Regions from separate parts of the Homo sapiens genome. Here region 2 is linked to region 1. A link is a loop called in an ENCODE intact Hi-C map of the cell type or tissue named here. Cell type or tissue: endothelial cell of umbilical vein. All regions are shown on one strand. Each heading gives the region's core, and the rest is flanking DNA. Links, peaks and the distances in the headings are about the cores only.

Region 1 (2,905 bases), core at 150-2,649:
TTCCCTCCTGTTGAAACACAAACAAAATAACAATCGTCCATTAAGACACCCAACTCAAGCACCAGTGTTTCATTTGGTAAGCCTGTCCTCTGGGTCCACTAGGAGCCCCTTAACAGTCCTGGTAGAAAAAATCAGACCTCAATGTCTTATTTTTACACAAGGAATTCCTTTTACATCGATGTCTTTAAAATTCACAGGAAAAAAAAATCTCAACACCAGTTGAAAATTCAATGTCCCTATGTTGAAGGGGAACAATTTTAAAAGTGCATTTGTATTAATATCACCGAAAGTACATAGATATCTTCCTAGGGAGGGGACTAAATCAAAGGAAAAACACAAATACGTTTTTTTCTTTTTTTTAATTGGTGATTTGAAAAGAGCACTTTTTTTCCCCCTGAAAGCTAGGTTTAGACTATTCCACGAGGATTTTTTCTTTGTTACAGTAAGGGGAGAAGGTGGAGACCCCACTAGGCTCCAAACCGGAAAGGGCACTTTCCAGTTCCTGCCCAGCTATGCCACCAAATTCACTGTGTCACCTTGGATAAGTCATTTCCCTTCTCTGGGTCATTTCCAAGTCTGGAAAATGAATGGACTTATTTCTAAGACGCTGTACCCTCCTGCACTTTGGCTGTTTCTGGAGTAAGTAGCTGAGGGAGAGGCGAAACTTCAAAAACGACTTCAATGATGTTGCCTCCCTGGGGGTCCCTCAGGCCTGGCCTAATTATACGGCCTCGGGCACACCAGCAGCCCCTCTCGCCGGCCCCCAGCAGTGCTGATCGCTCGGGGAGATAAGGCACGACTCCAAACTGCGTCCGGATGCGGGCCGCGGGCCCCGGCTGCCGCGCGCATTAGCCTCTCAATGGAGCCCTTCCGGGGCCCCGGCCCCCCGCCGTCTCCAGCAGCATCCGGAGCGGGAAAGGCGCCGAACTGGAAGGGGGTGGGGGTGCTCTTCGGTCAACACGAGAGCCCTCTCCAAGCGCAGAAGCGCGACTCCGGAGGCTCGCCCCTCCTCGCGCCCCGTCCCACCCCACGCGTTTCTGGAATGGGGACCCTGGGGTTTCGTTGGACCCCCTCGTCGTCACCACCGTCCCGGGAAACCTGTCATTAAAGTCAATTAACTTTTCCCACACCCGTTGGCCGGTAACAACCCGCTCCTAGCTTCCTCCCCGGCTCCTAAGTGCAACCAGATGGGCGGACGGGCTGCCCCCGCCGCGCGCCCGCCGGGGCGGCCCGGGGGTTCCAGGGAGGCCGCCCGGGGCCCTCCGCCCGGGCGGGAGCCGGCCAGGGCGGCCACGCCGGGCCAGCCCTGGCGGCCCTGCGGCCAAGGTGGTTCGCTTAGCAGGCCCGGCTGCTTTCTGGCAGGAAATGAATAGCTCCCAGATGAGCTCAGGCAACCTGAGAGGTCGTGAGAACGGCGCGAACCCCCGCCTGTGCAGCCGGCAGCCTGCCAGGCCGCGGGGGGAGCGGGCGGCGGCGGCGGCGGCGGCGGGAGGCCGGGAGGCCCGGCGGGCGGGCGGGCGGGCGGCGCTGACACACGAGCCCGCGCCCGCTCCCGCTGACAGGCAGGCCGCCGCCCCCGCTTCCCCCGCCCCGGGCCCCAGCGCCTCCCAAGCAGCAGGCCTAGGCCGCAGGAAGGCGGCCGCGCGGCCCCGCCGGGCCTGGGGGTGGGGCCGCCTGCCAGTGTTTTTCCAGTTCCCCCGGTAGCTCCGGGCCGCATTTAGTAGCTGGGGAAACTGGGCCGAGGCCAGGGCCGGGGCACTAGAGGCCCTCGCGGCCCGCAGAGCCCTGCCAGGCGGCAGGCCACGCCGGGGCAGGAGTGGGCAGAGCGGCGGGGTGAGGCCATCCCAGCCCACAGAGCCGTCCCAAAAAAGACCTTGCCACCAGACAGCAACCCTGGACGCCTAAAAAAAAAATCCTCATTTCTGAAAACCCTGAGCGCCTACTGAGTGCTCAGCAGGCCCAATTCCCACCAGCCTCCGCCGCACCGAGCTCCCTGTGTAGCCGGGGAGATCCACAAACACCCTCGTGACTCATCCCAGGTTTGATGTGCTAAGTGCCAAAACTGAAGTTTAAACAAAGGGCACCTAGAACAGAGAGATTAATTCTGATGAGAGGAAACCAGGCCGGGGAGGTTTTTCAGAGTTGGCACTTGAAGCCGAGAGGTGAAAGATGAGTTCAACAGGAAGGGTTAGAAGCAGAAGGGTGAGGGAAAACGCGGAGATGAACATATATACGTCCAGTCTGGGGAGATGTCAGTATGTTTACCATGGTGTGGTATCTAAGTTTTCAAATATACAAATTGGCTTAGAGGTCAAAAAAAGAAAAAGAGGGATAAGCCCTGCCGCAGTGGTTGGCTTAAATGCAATACAGCCCAGGGGTTAGAAGCACGTGGTCTGGCTCCTGGCGGCTTGGCTTAGGTTTTGAGCCCGAGGGAAATTACTGAACTCCCTGCCTCAATTTTGTAACTCTGTATCTCATTTGTAACTTAGGGCTCGTCAGGGTAGTGCTTCACAGGGTTGAGAAGATGAAATGAGTACATGCACTTAAAGCATTTAGAATAGTGCTGTCAGCTCTTCGGATTCTTAACCACAGTGAGGGACGTTCACCAGACAAGAAAGCCAGTCCCGGCCTTTGCCCAGCGATGGCAGGATCTGCTTGTAATTGCACCAGGCCCTAGGTGAAAGGACCACTGCTTCTTCCTTAGTTTCTGAATTTCATGCATTCATTTGATAATTATTGAACCAGGCACTATGGGAATAAAGGGAGAAGAAAGGCATGGTCTCTGTAACTATAAAGCTATCTGGTAGACAAGACAGCTTCCACACAAGAACAGCACTGCTGGGCGCGGTGGCTCACGCCTGTAATCCCAGCACTTTGGGAGGCCAAGGCGGGTGGATCACAAGGT
Region 2 (2,905 bases), core at 191-2,690, 110 kb after region 1:
GCCATCCTTACCCAGCAAGGCTCAGCTCGGCTGGTCTTCTAAGGCTGGCAACGAGGTAACTGAGAGGGAAGTGACTTGCCCCAGATCTCCAGTTTAATGGTGGCAAAGCTGAGATAAGAACCCTGGTCTCTGAGTCCAGCTCTGATGCTGCTCCCCATTTGTGCTGTGAAGAGGAACTGCAAGCAAACTCAAGCTCATCCATCTATGTTTCTCTCCAAACAGAAAATTCTTTATTCCTTGTCATCATCTCTATCACTCTCCAAGGAATAGATCTATCTTGAGTCATGATTAGGATGTATTTTGTGTATACAGAAAGAATATTAGAGAAACGACAATAGACAGAGGCGTGGATTCCACGGCATAAATACTTCACACTTCTGGTTAACTGCAAGTCAAATTTTGGCCTTGTTCAATTTATTTTAAGATAAAAACTAATCTTGTAAGCCAGACGAGGTGGCTCACACCTGTAATCCCAACACTTTGGGAAGCCAAGGCAGGCGAATCATTTGAGGTCAAGAGTCCAAGACCAGCCTGACTGACATGGTGAAACCCGGTCTCTACTAAAAATACAAAAAAAATTAGCGGGGCTTGGTCGTGCATGCCTGTAGCCACAGTTACTCGGGAGGCTGAGGCAGGAGAATCGCTTGAACCTGGGAGGCGGAGGTTACAGTGAGCCGAGATCACACCACCGCACTCCAGCCTGGGCAACAGAGCAAGATTCTGTCTCAAAAAAAAAAAAAAATATATATATATATATATATATATAATTTTTGTAATACATACCCTATTAAATGTATCACTGATTATTTTATTTTTAAAAATAAAAAAAATTAAGTATCACATAATTGGATTCACAAATAGATTTGCATTAAAATATTCAACTTAATATTTTCCATTTCAAAAACAATAAAGTAAATGGAAAAAGTATCTTAAAAAGAATCACAAAAATATCTCTTTATCTCTTTTCAGATGCTGGGTCTGGGACGGCTCCACTGGAACCTGAGATGACCTGAGGGTGTCCCAGTGATATAACATATGAGGAAAGCAGAAACAACTAAGAAATAGACTCTGAATGTGGCAGATTCTAGAACTGAGGTGAGCAGCCAGGACTTGCCTGACATGCCCACTGGGAGTACGGTGCTAGCAGCCTGAGAACAGAGCCCAGCCGCCACGCCACCAGGATGGGAGTGGGCCCGGCGGACTTCCTGCCTTTTGGTCAGACAGACTGCCTTCCTGAATTACTAGGTCCAGGAAGTGTGGTGACGGGGTGGGGGCGGGTGGAGAGGTTGCACGTGTCACTTACCACCCCCATACGGCCCTCTTCCTGACTGTCGCCTCCCTTCCTCGCTTACAGACCAGTTACTTAATCTGCCACATGACGAGATGGTATCTGGGATCTCTAACGGCTCTGAAATCCCACAATTCTATAACTGGTCTTAGACACAAGACCAGTAAGAGATAGGCGAACCCCGGCCCCGCCCCGCAGTTTGCTCCATGTGATACACAGTTCACACTGAGTGCTAGCAGTAGGGGAAGAAACAGTAGCTGCTCTGTGTTGAGCACTGAGCCTGCACTGAGCAAGGTGATGCGTGTTTCTAGGCATCGTCACATTCTGTGCCCATGTGGGTGCTCCTAGCACCAGTCAGAAGATAGAGCTTAAACAGGTGGAGTAAGTTGCCCAAAGGCCAGCCCCAGTTTCCCTGAATCTCATCATGCTGGACACTGGACTATTTCTGGAGGTTTAAGGCTGAGAAAATCTAAGTCTGTATCCCCTCACACTCCTCCTTACACTGGTGTCCCTGGGAGAAACCTCGACATTACTCCCAACCTCGCTTCTCCCCAAGAGCAGGATGATTTGTGTAACTCATGAGTTTGGGAGAAAACCCGCACCTGTGGGGCTCGATCCCTCTGCCTCTTGGAGCAGAAGGCGGCCTTCTGTGCTGGGCTCCGTCCTGGGGGAGGTCCGCAGCTGGCCATCTGCGCCAGGCCCTAGCAGATAATAAAGCTTATCTGTCCCAGGTGTGATGTATTAGCAAGCCTGCCTGGCCGTACCTCAAGCTGCATTTTCCTCCAATTTGCCAAGAAAGGGGACACTTTCTCTCAGTTGGTTCTGGACTCTGAAAGAAGAAAGGGTGTTGTTATTCATCCGGTTTCCTAGAGCCCCACCATATGGACACCTGGTGCAGCCCTGAAGGGAGGGATGGCAGCAGGTTTAGGGATGGAGACATCTCAGAGCCAGAAGAGACCTTCTAGCAGCCCAGCAGAAATATAATGAAGCCACACAGGTGACTGTAAATTCCCTAGCAACAATATTAACAAATAGAAGCAGGAAAAATTAATTATAGTAATACATTTTACTTAGTTCAATAGAGCAGATGATCATTTCAATATGTGCTCAGAGTGCAGTGTGGCTAACGGCTTCTGTCATGGACAGTACAGCCTTAGGGCCTCCTATGCCTGAGGGGGTCTGCTCCCTTTGACAATGTCCCAGTGCAAAGACTTCCAGGTGTGAAGAGGTCTCAACCTTCTGAATCACTCCATTTAGTGGTGGGCATTTCTGGTTGTTAGAAACACCTCATCCTCCATTGGTCTCCACCCCCACTCAACTTGCTTCCATCTCTCTGAGAGACAGTCAGAACGGAACACATTCCTCTAGAAAGGTCCTCAGTCTTTTCTGAAATGCCTATCTCCTGTCTTTCACAGGCTGCTGCCTCCCTGTGTCATTGCCTAACATTGGTATTCTTTGGTGGGACAAAGTTTTGGTGTTTTTCTCACTTGAGAATATTATATTTATAACAGTTGTGGACACATGTTGTTTTTTAACTACCCAGCATCCAGTCTTCCTAATTTAGAAGAACCCCAAAATAGGTGAAAAGTACAACCCCACCTCTGATCCCGCCTCTGA

What was found. Peaks named below come from ENCODE experiments on the same cell type or tissue, not always from the same donor. Only the 100,000 strongest peaks of a DNase experiment are listed, where the experiment ranks them.
Region 2: a loop joins it to region 1, with 6 times the contacts of the local background. A loop is called at or near these places in 37 of 110 quality-filtered maps.

Annotation. Positions count from the first base shown.
Region 1 is chr3:194,140,076-194,142,980 of GRCh38, forward strand. No RefSeq gene overlaps it. Among named protein-coding and RNA genes, the nearest start is that of HES1, 5.4 kb to the left of the region's middle. RefSeq lists an enhancer at 603-1,597 and silencers at 1,230-1,299, 1,390-1,809. In endothelial cell of umbilical vein, for the core only: no CTCF peak of the experiment used is centred there; DNase peaks (open chromatin) are centred at 596, 1,406, 1,536 and 2,096; H3K4me3 peaks cover 436 bases; H3K27ac peaks cover 2,311 bases.
Region 2 is chr3:194,254,262-194,257,166 of GRCh38, forward strand. LINC02037 (long intergenic non-protein coding RNA 2037) reads left to right here. Exons shown (of 4, transcript NR_125402.1): 3 at 970-1,095. Among named protein-coding and RNA genes, the nearest start is that of LINC02036, 5.6 kb to the left of the region's middle. RefSeq lists a silencer at 1,479-1,528. In endothelial cell of umbilical vein, for the core only: no CTCF peak of the experiment used is centred there; a DNase peak (open chromatin) is centred at 1,220; H3K27ac peaks cover 1,852 bases.